2 separate regions of the Homo sapiens genome follow, and region 2 is linked to region 1. Evidence: chromatin contacts called from ENCODE Hi-C or POLR2A ChIA-PET data. All regions are on one chromosome and are shown on one strand. The core of a region is the stretch at or near the end of the contact, and the rest is flanking DNA. Distances in the headings are between cores, read along the strand shown. Region 1 overlaps C2CD2 (C2 calcium dependent domain containing 2). Region 2 overlaps SLC37A1 (solute carrier family 37 member 1).

Region 1 (5,129 bases), core at 2,408-4,907:
GGGCCCAGGGCGCCTCATTCTAATCCTGGGCGTGGGCTCCCCTGCCCCACACTCAAACAGCCCTGAAGATTGTGTGCAGCACAAAGCCATCTTTACTGTCTCTTGCTGGGGCCGCCACAGCAGCCTCTAACTGGACTCCATCTCTAAGGATGCCTCATCCCACCCTGTCCATTTGGGAGACAGAACAGCGGCCCCCAAAGATGTTCACCCCCTAATCCCTGGAACTTGTGACTGTGAGACCCTACAGGGCACAGGAGACTTGGCAGGTGCGACAGGGAGAGGACCTCAAGATGGGGAGATGACCCTGGGTCCTTCCGAAGAGCCCAGTGGAAACACCTGAGTCCTGAAGAGTGGGGGAGCACGGGAGAAGAGGGGCCAGGGCATGTGACGTGAGGACTGCAGGCATCCCTGCGGGTGTGGACGTGGAGGAAGGCACCCTGAGCCAAAAAATGGGGTGCCTCAAGGAGCCGGAAATGGCCCTCCACTGACAGCCACAAGAAAATGGAACTCAGTCCCGTAATCCCATGGAATGAAATTCTACCAACAACCCCAAAAGCAACGAACAGACTCCCCTGTGACTGCCGCTAAGGCAGGCAGCCCTGACAGCTCCTGGATTTGGGCCTGGCCGGACACCTGGCCTCCTTCACGATGGCATCACCAATCTGTGCTGTTTTAAACTGTTCAGGGTCATTTGTTTCCACAGCCATAGAAAGCTAATATTGCATCCTTTATTCTTCAGCTAGATGCTCCGTCCAAAGCAAAAATCTTAACTTTGCAGATCTCCATTCCTTCCCCACTCCTAAACAAAAGGGAAGAACGACTTCAGACTATCTGAGTAAGTGGACTCTCACCTCATGCTAGAAGCAGGGTAAGAGAAAAACGATGACTTCTACTTCATAACTGTCTCCAACCTGCCTTCCTTGTCTGGTAATTCTAGGAAAAAAATTAGGTAATTCTAGTGGAAAAGTGCACTTTAATTGTTTTGACACAGACAGCTCAGTCGATGGAGACCACTCTTGCATCTCTGGTTGGAGGAACATCAGAGAAGCGGGAACGCCTCCTGCCGCTAGCATCAATTATTTACCCATCTCTAGCAGCTGCCTCTGCGCTGAGAGGTAATCCACATATTGGTTCCTAACTGTGTTAACAGATCAAAGATACAATTGTGTTCCTTCTGTGTGAGCTGCTTAAAATGGCATGAATGCTTTGATATAATAAACACAATGTCAGAAATGACATTTCTTCATTTGTGTTTGTGATCCTCTCTGGTCTCATTCAGTTCCAAAACATGCATCAAATGTTGGGTAAATATGACCCAGACTTTGCAGGTTATTTTCTCATCACATTGTCCAAAACATCTGGGGGATGTAGGAGAGCATGAACGCCTCACAAATCCACGATGCCAACTCTTCACCTCTTCAATTCCCTCAAAGGGGGTGCTGCTGGAGTGGGGCTGAGGAACTAGCGGGGTGGATTTCAGAAAAAAGCCACTTAGGTAGCCAGGAAATCTTGTTAGTGCTGGCTATTTAAAACCATGCCTTTGTAGGAAAAGCATACAGGATGTCACCTTCCCTTGTGATTGGGAATTCTGCATGACTTGAGCTCATCCCCCAAATTAGGAGTCAAGTCCAAGGACACGGGACACGGGAGATGAAACAGGGCATTGAACTGGCAGTGACCCTCGAAACAAGCCCAGACATCTGCAATTTTTAAATACCAGCTAAAGAGGAACTCCAGTGAATATCTGGCCGGATGTGAGAGACGCACAGCTCTCTGATGATTTGGGCAACCAAAGTCTCACTGGGCTTATTGTAATTATTAGAGATCCGTAAGTCTCTCTCTATAAAATTATAGAGATGTGTAAAATTATATATATGTCTTTATTCTTATGTCTATTATGAAAACATGGAATAATGGTAATACTAATTTTTTAACTTATAAAAATAATAAGGGGGTTCTTTTTAAATCAACTTTGTCAAAAACTGAAAAGAGGAATGCCCCACGGCAGCCACTCAGCTGTGTTTCCAAGCTGCAACCAGCGCTGGATTCGGAACCAGAACTACTTTTCTCCTCTCAGATGCCACCTGCCTTATCATATCCGTCAACAACACCCTGCCTCATTCAAATGCCCGAAAGAGGCAACCCCTGAGTTTATTATAAATGTATGTGTGTGTGTGTAGTGTGTGTGTGTAATGTGTAGTGTGTGTGATCATTTCCTACATAGAAAATCCTATATGAAAGGTTACAGTTTGAAAATTATGACATGAATGATAATTAATAAAAACATGAACGTTACAGCCCTCTGACTCACACCATGCTCACTCTTCACATTTCTGAGAACTGTGACGGGTCTCATAACTTGCAAAGTCTACACATCTTTACCTGTAAATGGAAAGGGGAGAGCCGCATGTCGTACAGCCGGCATCCAGCACCCAAGGCAGGCGTCTCGCTGACCAAGAACTGAATAGCCTGGCCCACCACGTGACAGACCACCACCTGGAGGAGGCACAGGTAAGGGAGAAAACTGTATCCAAAACAAAGGACAGCGCGTGCATACGCATCTTCTTCTTCTTCTTTTTTTTTTTTTGAGACAAGGTCTCACTCTGTCGCCCAGGCTGGAGTGCAGTGGCGCGATCTCAGCTCACTGCAACCTCCACCTCCCCAGCTCAGGCGATCTTCCCACCTCAGCCTCCTGAGTACATGAAACTACAGGGGTGTGCCCCCACACCCACCTAATTTTTGTTTTTGTCTTTTTTGTAAAGATGGGCTCTACCTGTATTACTGAGGCTGGTTTTGAACTCCTGAGCTCAAACAATCTTCCCACCTTGGCCTCCCAAAGTGCTGGGATTGCAGGCATGAGCCACTGTGCTCAGCTGCCATAGGCATCTTTTTTTTTTTTTTTTGAGACGGAGTCTCACTCTGTCACCCAGGCTGAAGTGCAGTGGAGCAATCTCGGCTCACTGCAACCTCCGCCTCCCTGGTTCAAGTGATTCTCCCACCTCAGCCTCCCAAGTAGCTGGGATTACAGGTGTGTGCCACCATGGCCAGCAAATTTTTGTATTTTTAGTAGAGACAAAGTTTCACCATGTTGGCCAGGCCAGTCTCGAACTCCTGGCCTCAGCTGATCTACCCACCTCAGCCTCCCAAAGTGCTGGGATTACAGGTGTGAGCCACCACGCCTGGCCTAGGCATCTTTATATCAAAATAATCTGGACTTTATATGTTAGCAAGGATACAAATTTAGAGTTTCAAAGTTGGATAAATATTCAGATTAAAACCTTTTCTATAATATAGTTTGAAAACCAGAAACAATGTTTCAAATCTTTGCTTCCTGATGACTTTCTTAGCAGCTAAAGTCTTGACCAAATCTAGTTATCATGCGCTTTCCACATGTAATACAGTCTTTTTCCTTTTTTTTTTTTTGGAGATGGAGTTTCACTCTGTCGCCCAGGTTGGAGTGCAGTGGCACAATCTTAGCTCACTGCAACCTCCGCCTCCCGGGTTCACACGATTCTCCTGCCTCAAACTCCCGAGTGGCTGGGTTTACAGGCGTGTGCTACTACTCCCGGCTAATTTTTTGTGTTTTTAGTAGAGACGGGGTTTCACCATTAGCCAGGAGGGTCTCGATCTCCTCACCTCGTGATCCGCCCACCTCGGCCTTCCAAAGTGCTAGGATTACAGGCATGAGCCACCGTGCCCGGCCAACAAAGTCTTTTTCTTTAAATATCATCTTGTTCTATTTCTCCACAATAGCTGATTTTTAATTCCCCAAATGTTTCCACATTCATACACAGTCAAAGCCATTAGCCAAGTTCTTTTGCTAAAAATGAGTCTTAAAGAGAAAGTAAGTTATAGATGTTAGAAGTAAAAAAAGTTTTCTTAAATTACCCAGAACACAATGGGTTGCTTCCACCTAAATAATTTCGAGGCGATCATGGTTTTCAAAAAGGTGGGAGTAATTGGAAAAACATACAAAGTATCAAACAATTATAAAATTATGCAGCCGTACCAAAACCAGAATTATAAAATGAGCTCGTTGAAGAAACTGTCAGACAGAGAAAGATAATAACCTCAGGAATAAACCAAACTGTGGTTTCCTGACATAAATCATAATCATACAGTATTAAGAGGGGTGCTTTTCACAGCTACCATGGCACAGAGAGAGATCTAGTTTCTGCCACAGATTCCTCTACAGAAGCTGATGTAGAATGAGAGGTCAGACCCCTCCCCGCTCCCCTCCCGGGGGCAGAGGGCCAAGCAGACACGTGTGGGATAATTACCAGGCCAGGTGCCAGGTGTGTACTGGCCAGGAGGAGGAGAGGGGAGGCCAGGGGCACAGTGGGCTGGACCACAGGGCAGGCACAAGGGGGTTCCGTAGGTGGCCAGTGTTTGGCCAAAAAGCAAAGCTACCAGGAGCTGAGGGTAAGTCAGACTGACCTCCTCATTCCCAAAAGAACCACTGACTCCACTGCAGGGAGTCACAGGACAGGAAGAGAAAATTCTTTAATTCTCTGGTGGATTTATCAGAATCTAAAATACCAAATGGAAAGATTATCAAAATAATTACTCAGTCAGGGCCTGCTATTCCCCCAAGTTCAGGGCTAGGACATTCCCCTGTACTTTCTCATCTGCTGGCTCCTGGCCGCAGCCAAGCCCTGGGTCCAGCTCTTCCCACCAGTGGCCCATCCCACTCTGGAACAAAAACGGAACCTGGGCACTAAGGCCCGGGCAGGGGTCAACATCCAATATCCACAACCAAATACCTCAATGCCACAGAGCTAGAAAAAGAAAATCCTGCCTTCTCTCAATATTGGCAGAAAGTCGTGCAACTCTTTCTACCGGTTCTTATAACGCCACGTTCAGAAGACTGATACACATGAGTTAATTACATATTTCCATCATCTCCAGAGTTCACAAAGGGCCAGAACAAAAAAATGTTTGTATAAGAAATGTTGTCTATTCATGTTAAAAATAAATGATCTATAAACAGTCCTTTACGGAGGAACATGCTTTGTGGCCAGATGAGTTACACGCACCAATGGCATGACACTGAGAAAATTCCCTGTCCTTGGTCTCAACAGCCCACTCCTTTTACTGCTTAAAGTAAAAAATAAAAAATAAAAATAAAT
Region 2 (5,453 bases), core at 1-2,500, 600 kb after region 1:
TGGTGGCCTAACAGAGAGCTTCATCCAAAGCGCTGAGACTTTCTTTCCTTGCCAGAAAGGATGGTTTTCAGAAACACGAGGACAGAGGCCGGGGCTTCTGGAGCAAATCCACTGTACCCACATAGCCTTTGTTCTTTGGGCTTTGGGATAAATGATAGGCTCGCCTTTTAGGGTTTCGCTTTTTTCCCATTTGGCCCTTGCCATGGGCTTGGAGAGGAAGAATTGGAGAAAGGCCATTGGAAGATAGTTCCCTGATGAAGAAGAGAGCACTGGGGAATTTCTGTCTTCAGTCAGCAGGTATTCTGCGAGTTGGTTTGGTTTGGTTCCTTCCCCAAAGGCACAGGCATTCCAAAGGTTGTAGTTTTGTGTCACACGGAGCCACCAACCTTTCTTTCCCACCTGAAATATGGCCTTTTTTTTTTTAAGAAAAATCTGGAAATATTTATTTGACCCCTACTTTAGCTGGTGACCAGAGAAGAAGGCAGCTCTGGGATCCTAGGATTTTAGTTACTTGTGGAAAGCTTCCCTCGGAGTAAATCACAACATTAAAAATGTAGATGCGCAGCTGGGAGAAGCAACCCCTTATCCCAGGGACTCTCGGAAACGCTGCCTTTCTTTGTCCTGTGTAGGACGCCGCCTTAGGTAATTATTGATTCAGGTTGTTGGTGGCGCCATTTGAAGTCTCTTCCCAGGCCACAAGCAGGACAGGTTCTCCAGGGTAGGGAGATGTGCCTAGGACACAGAAGAGCTGCCCCTCGCCTTCCACTCCTGTCAAATACTTCTTTCTCCCAACCCATTTTGTTGCCCCAAAAAGTATTTTTCTATGCGGTGGTTGAGACTCTTAGACTGGAGTTGCCCTTTGTCTTCTTTCTAAGGCACCTTCTTTTCTTCTTTCTTCCTCACACTCATGCTGACTCTTTCGGCTGCTTTTCTCCCAGCCAAACTGAGCGAGGGGCTTTGTACCAGTGTTTCTGTCACTGGCCTATTGAGAGCCTGCCAGCGTCACTGCCTTTTTCTCTTTGAGGGCCGTGAAATATTTATATGTCTGCCTTGCTTGTGTGCTTCTGAAAAGTTGCATAGAAACCAAAGAGCCAAAAATAAATATGATCTTAATTGCCCAGGATAGCAGGCTACGCCAGAAACTTGTGGTTAGTTTTGTTGTAAACTAAACATTTCATCGTGCTTGTTCTGCTTTGTAAACTCAAGTGTGCATCTCGAGTCCCAGGTTTCCCTTTGGTTACGGTTTCTTTAAATAGATGAATGCTTTTGATATTGTGACGTAATAATAAGAAACATGCTTTTGGTCTCTGGCCCTGGTTCTGGGCACACAGCTCCTACAACCTTTAGTGCTGAGTGTCTTTTTGTTTGCTAATGAGGTGACTGTGGCGGGCCCCAGGACAACCTCCTGGGGGACTGGTTGCCAGGGCAACCGACCACGTGATTAGAGGTTGGGACTCCACCCGTGGACCTCTGGGGAGGGGAGGGAGCCCGCAGAGGTGGAGTGGATCACCAGTGGCCGGTGTTCTGCTCGATCGTGCCTGTGTAATGAGGCCTCCACAGACTCCCTCAACGACAGCGTTTGGGGGCTTGCAGGCTGCTGAGCACGGGGAGGTTCCCGGAGGGTGGAGCCCTGGCGAGGGCACAGCAGCTCCGAGCTCCCTGCCCCATACCTCGCCCTGTGCATCTCTTCATCTGTATGTATTCTTTGTAACATCGTTTATAATAAAGCAGTAAATGTGTTTCCCTGAGTTCTACGAGCTGCTCTGGCAAATTAATCGAACCTGAGAAGGGGTTCTTGGGAACCACCCTGAGAGCCAGTTGGTCAGAGGAGCAGGTCACAACCTGGGGCTTGTTGCCATTGGCATGTGAAGCGGGGCAGCCTCGGCCGGAGCCCCGCCCTGTGGGGGCTGATGCTGACTCCTGGAAGACAGTGTGAGAATTGAATTCACTTAGAGGACATCCAGTGTCAGCTGGAGAATTGCTTGGTATATGGGGAAAACCCCTACACACGTAGTGTTAGAAGTATGGTATGTTGTGTGTTGTGCATGAGGGTAGGAAAAGCAGTCTGGTTTTTCCTGTCTCTTACAGTGTTCAGTTTCCATTTGGACAAAGCAAACGTGGCAATATTTTTTAATGTTCCAATATTATAGTGACATAAGTAATATTGATAATGGCTGTAGAACTGAATGAATAATACACAGCATAAGAACGTTTCAGAACACAGTGATATGTATTCCTAACATAACTTCTGTTATTTCATATCATCCTCTCCCACTGTTTTGTGTTTCAGGTACAGAGCCTTCATTTTTATTTTGACATTTCTGCTGTATGCAAGTTTTCACTTATCTCGAAAGCCTATCAGCATAGTTAAGGTAAGAATCATGGAAAGCACTGCCTGTCGTCTCTGTGAGGAGTTCGTCACTTGAAAAGCTTGTGGGGCAGAGGATGGGGATGGTAGCAGGTACATGGGGAAACAGATTATGTAGAAACAAGTTATTCTGCTGCTTTGGCTTTTCGGTTTCCCTTTGCTAAAATTAAAGTCTTTTAAATGTTTTTTGGATTTATACTTTCAGAGGTAGTAGACTTTTAGTTTTATTAGTTGACATTTCCAGAATTTGAAAGCTTAGCTAAATATTTATTTTATCTTGTGTGACTGTTCCTTCCAAATGTATCCAGTCTTAAGTGGTTCCCCAAATTCCAGCTCTTCGTGCGATCCAACCCTAGGTCTGGCTGCGGAGGTGGCTCTCCATTGTTCTTGGAACGCTGCATTTTTGTCTGAGTGATGGGTGGGCAGGAAGTTGTTAAGCAGGTGTTCTACTAGACTTTGAGAAAAGAAGATTAAAGCAGACAAGCCTACATAATCACCAGTTATAACCTGGAGAAAAGCAGGAATAATTTTCTTACCCTCATTGGGATTACGTCACCCGGCCTGTAGACCATCAGGGGCCTGAGAGGCATTAGAGTCTCTATCGTAGAAGAACGAGGAAATCATCCACTGCCAGAGACAGTGCATTCACAGCCCAGTGGCCCCTCGCTCACTCTCCGGGAGTTGGCAGGGACCCAGCTCCAGGACTGCAATTCTGTGACCTTTGGAGCTGTGCTTCCTCCACTCCTGCCGGTGGCTGAGCCCTGGGTGGCTGCCCTCTGCAGCCCTGGTCGGCAGAGGCAATGCAGAGGCTGGCTGTTTTGTGACGGTCCTAGGTTCCCCACTCTCCAGCAGCTTTCAGGGGATGTTAAACATTCATTTACCCAAAAGATTCTAAAATTCCCCCTTGGCCCCTGATAAGCAAGAAACTTCCATGCCTCTCAAGTTGTTGACTGTGGAAAACGTTTGCAGACCTTTGAAAATGTGGTTTTTAAGAGAGAAGAATATGAAAAGAGGTGGTGGGCCTTAAACACTCATCCGCTTGACAAGAAACTCTCAAATCAGTACCAGTAACCAGTCATTATAAATCTGAATACTACTACTTCTTGTCTTTCTGGTTAGAGAAATATACAAACAGCTCAAGAAAATGGTAAATTATAAAGATGGAAGTGACTATTGAAGAGACTTGGTGAGCGTGTTGGAGTTGAAGGATCTGGTGTAGTTGGGGAGCTTGTGTGGGGTTTCAGGATTGACCTAGAAAGGTTGGGTGTGGATTGTAGGGGAAGAAAAACAGCTTTACAGGTGGGAGAACTGCCTTGAGTGCTACGTGCAGGGATGGGCATCTCCATGAAGGCACCACCTGTTGGGCTGGGGGGCTGTTGGGGCAGATGTAGCGTGTAAGGTGGGCTGGCCTTTGGGGGAATCTTTGTCAGGCCACAGCTGTTGGGGTCCACCTGATGACTATGAGGGCCCCTGTGAGCCAGGAGCAAGTGGGAGCCCTGTCCCGGTCCCTCTCCCGGCTTTCCTGGTGGTCCATCTCAAAGCCCCCGCCCCTGACTCTCGTGTGTAGTGGTGTCCAGGCCACTCAAGACTTAGGGCTTCTGAGGAGGCGGCGTCAGGGTCAGCTCTTAGTTCAGTGTCATAAGTAACAATATAAATAACTGCCGCTTACAGAGCCCTGGGGTATGACAAACTGCCACATACATTACCCCTGTGATCCTCACAGCAACCCTGCGAGTGCCCCTGTGAGGAAATTGAGGCTCGGGTCTTCGTTCCCCAGGCAGGGCTGCCACACACTCGAGAATTCCCTGTGGGTCAGGCTGCCTCCAGGGCCCCTACTCATCCTCTCTGTGCCTCAGGGTTTGTCCGGGTTTAATTACCTGAGTACAGTCCCAGCATCACCCTCAGAGCCTCCTAAACGCACAGATTTCCTGACCTAGCAGCTGCGATGTGCCTGGGCATGGATTGGCTTGACGCTGAATCCTGTGGGTTTCTTTACCTTTCAAGATAGATCAGAACATCACACCACATCAAAACTAAACTTTATAGTGCCTTCTGAAGCGCCCGTGTGCTTGAGCTCATGATATAAATGGCATCAACGAAACTGAAAGTAGTAGTGATTCTGTTGACCCACAAAACAGTTGAGTGATTATTTATAGCCTGCATTTCCCAGAATATTGTAAGCAAAACCAAAGCAAAATGTATTTGCTTACTTGAAATTGAACCAGAGGCTGTGAATTAGAAAGTGAGTCTTATTCTGTTATGTCATTTATAGAATGACACGGCACACCAGGTCACATTTAAGTTAGTTAAATGGAATGTTTAGACTTACCTTTGATCACTGCTGATTAATTGTATTTTTCTCGATGATGATGATAAAACCAGGGCTGGGAGGATAGTGGTGTTATAAGTGCAACCCTGTCCCTTCTATCTGCTGCTCCAGCTGTGGCCTAGCCTCAGGACTCAAGGCAAGCGTCTGCCCAAGCTGGTAGACAGGTGAGTCTGACTCCCAGCAGAGATCTTAGTGCGAGCTCTTTTCACCTGGACTGGGCCAGAAAAGAAACCTGAAAGCAGAGGCTTCCCGGAGAAGCTTAAACTGCAGGGGTCCCTGGAGCCAGGGGGATGGCAGCATTGATTTGAATGTGAGTGTGCCCACCCCTCTCTGGACACACAGGACTTAAAAGGAGAAAACTGGCTAGGCGCAGTGGCTCACGCCTGTAATCCCAGCACTTTGGGAGGCCGAGGTGGGCGGATCACCTGAGGTCAGGAGTTCAAGACCAAACTGGCCAACATAGTGAAACCCTATCTATACTAAAAATACAAAAAAAATTAACCAGGCATGGTGACAGGCGCCTGTAATCCCAGCTACTGGGGAGGCTGAGGCAGGAGAATAGCTTGAATCCGGGAGGCGAAGTTTGCAGTGAGCCGAGAGCGCACCATTGCCCTCCAGCCTGGGCGACAAAGTGAAACTCCATCTAAAAAAAAATGAAATAAAATAATCCTCAGTGGCAGACAGAAAACAAAGTCTGAAAAGCTGGAAGTATGTACTATGGGTGGGAAACTTGTTATTTGGAAAGTTCCAATTCTC

Evidence for each region. Hi-C counts contacts between places; a loop is a spot of excess contacts on that map. ChIA-PET counts read pairs that join two places held with the same protein, here RNA polymerase II (POLR2A). Pooled maps may share reads with other maps.
Region 2: a loop to region 1 is called in a pooled map, with 5 times the contacts of the local background. The contact joins two enhancer-like sites. A Hi-C loop is called at or near these places in 1 of 168 maps with a recorded cell type or tissue (B cell), 5 of 37 single-sample maps with no recorded cell type and 9 of 50 pooled maps. POLR2A ChIA-PET finds 5 or more read pairs at or near these places in 1 of 52 experiments (T-cell).

Annotation. Positions count from the first base shown.
Region 1 is chr21:41,919,590-41,924,718 of GRCh38, forward strand. It overlaps C2CD2 (C2 calcium dependent domain containing 2), which reads right to left. Exons shown (of 14, transcript NM_015500.2): 3 at 2,383-2,496. Among named protein-coding and RNA genes, the nearest start is that of SNORA91, 26 kb to the right of the region's middle. Within about 2 kb of position 3,658, at least 6 of the 41 ENCODE cell types and tissues checked have a DNase peak (open chromatin) inside an H3K27ac peak, as active enhancers do; they include B cell, where a contact is called at or near this core.
Region 2 is chr21:42,523,486-42,528,938 of GRCh38, forward strand. SLC37A1 (solute carrier family 37 member 1) reads left to right here. Exons shown (of 20, transcript NM_001320537.2): 3 at 2,291-2,372. It overlaps LOC107987299 (a long non-coding RNA gene), which reads right to left. Exons shown (of 2, transcript XR_007067878.1): 2 at 2,115-5,340. Among named protein-coding and RNA genes, the nearest start is that of SLC37A1, 12 kb to the left of the region's middle. RefSeq lists an enhancer at 1,711-1,800. Within about 2 kb of position 1,251, at least 28 of the 41 ENCODE cell types and tissues checked have a DNase peak (open chromatin) inside an H3K27ac peak, as active enhancers do; they include B cell, where a contact is called at or near this core.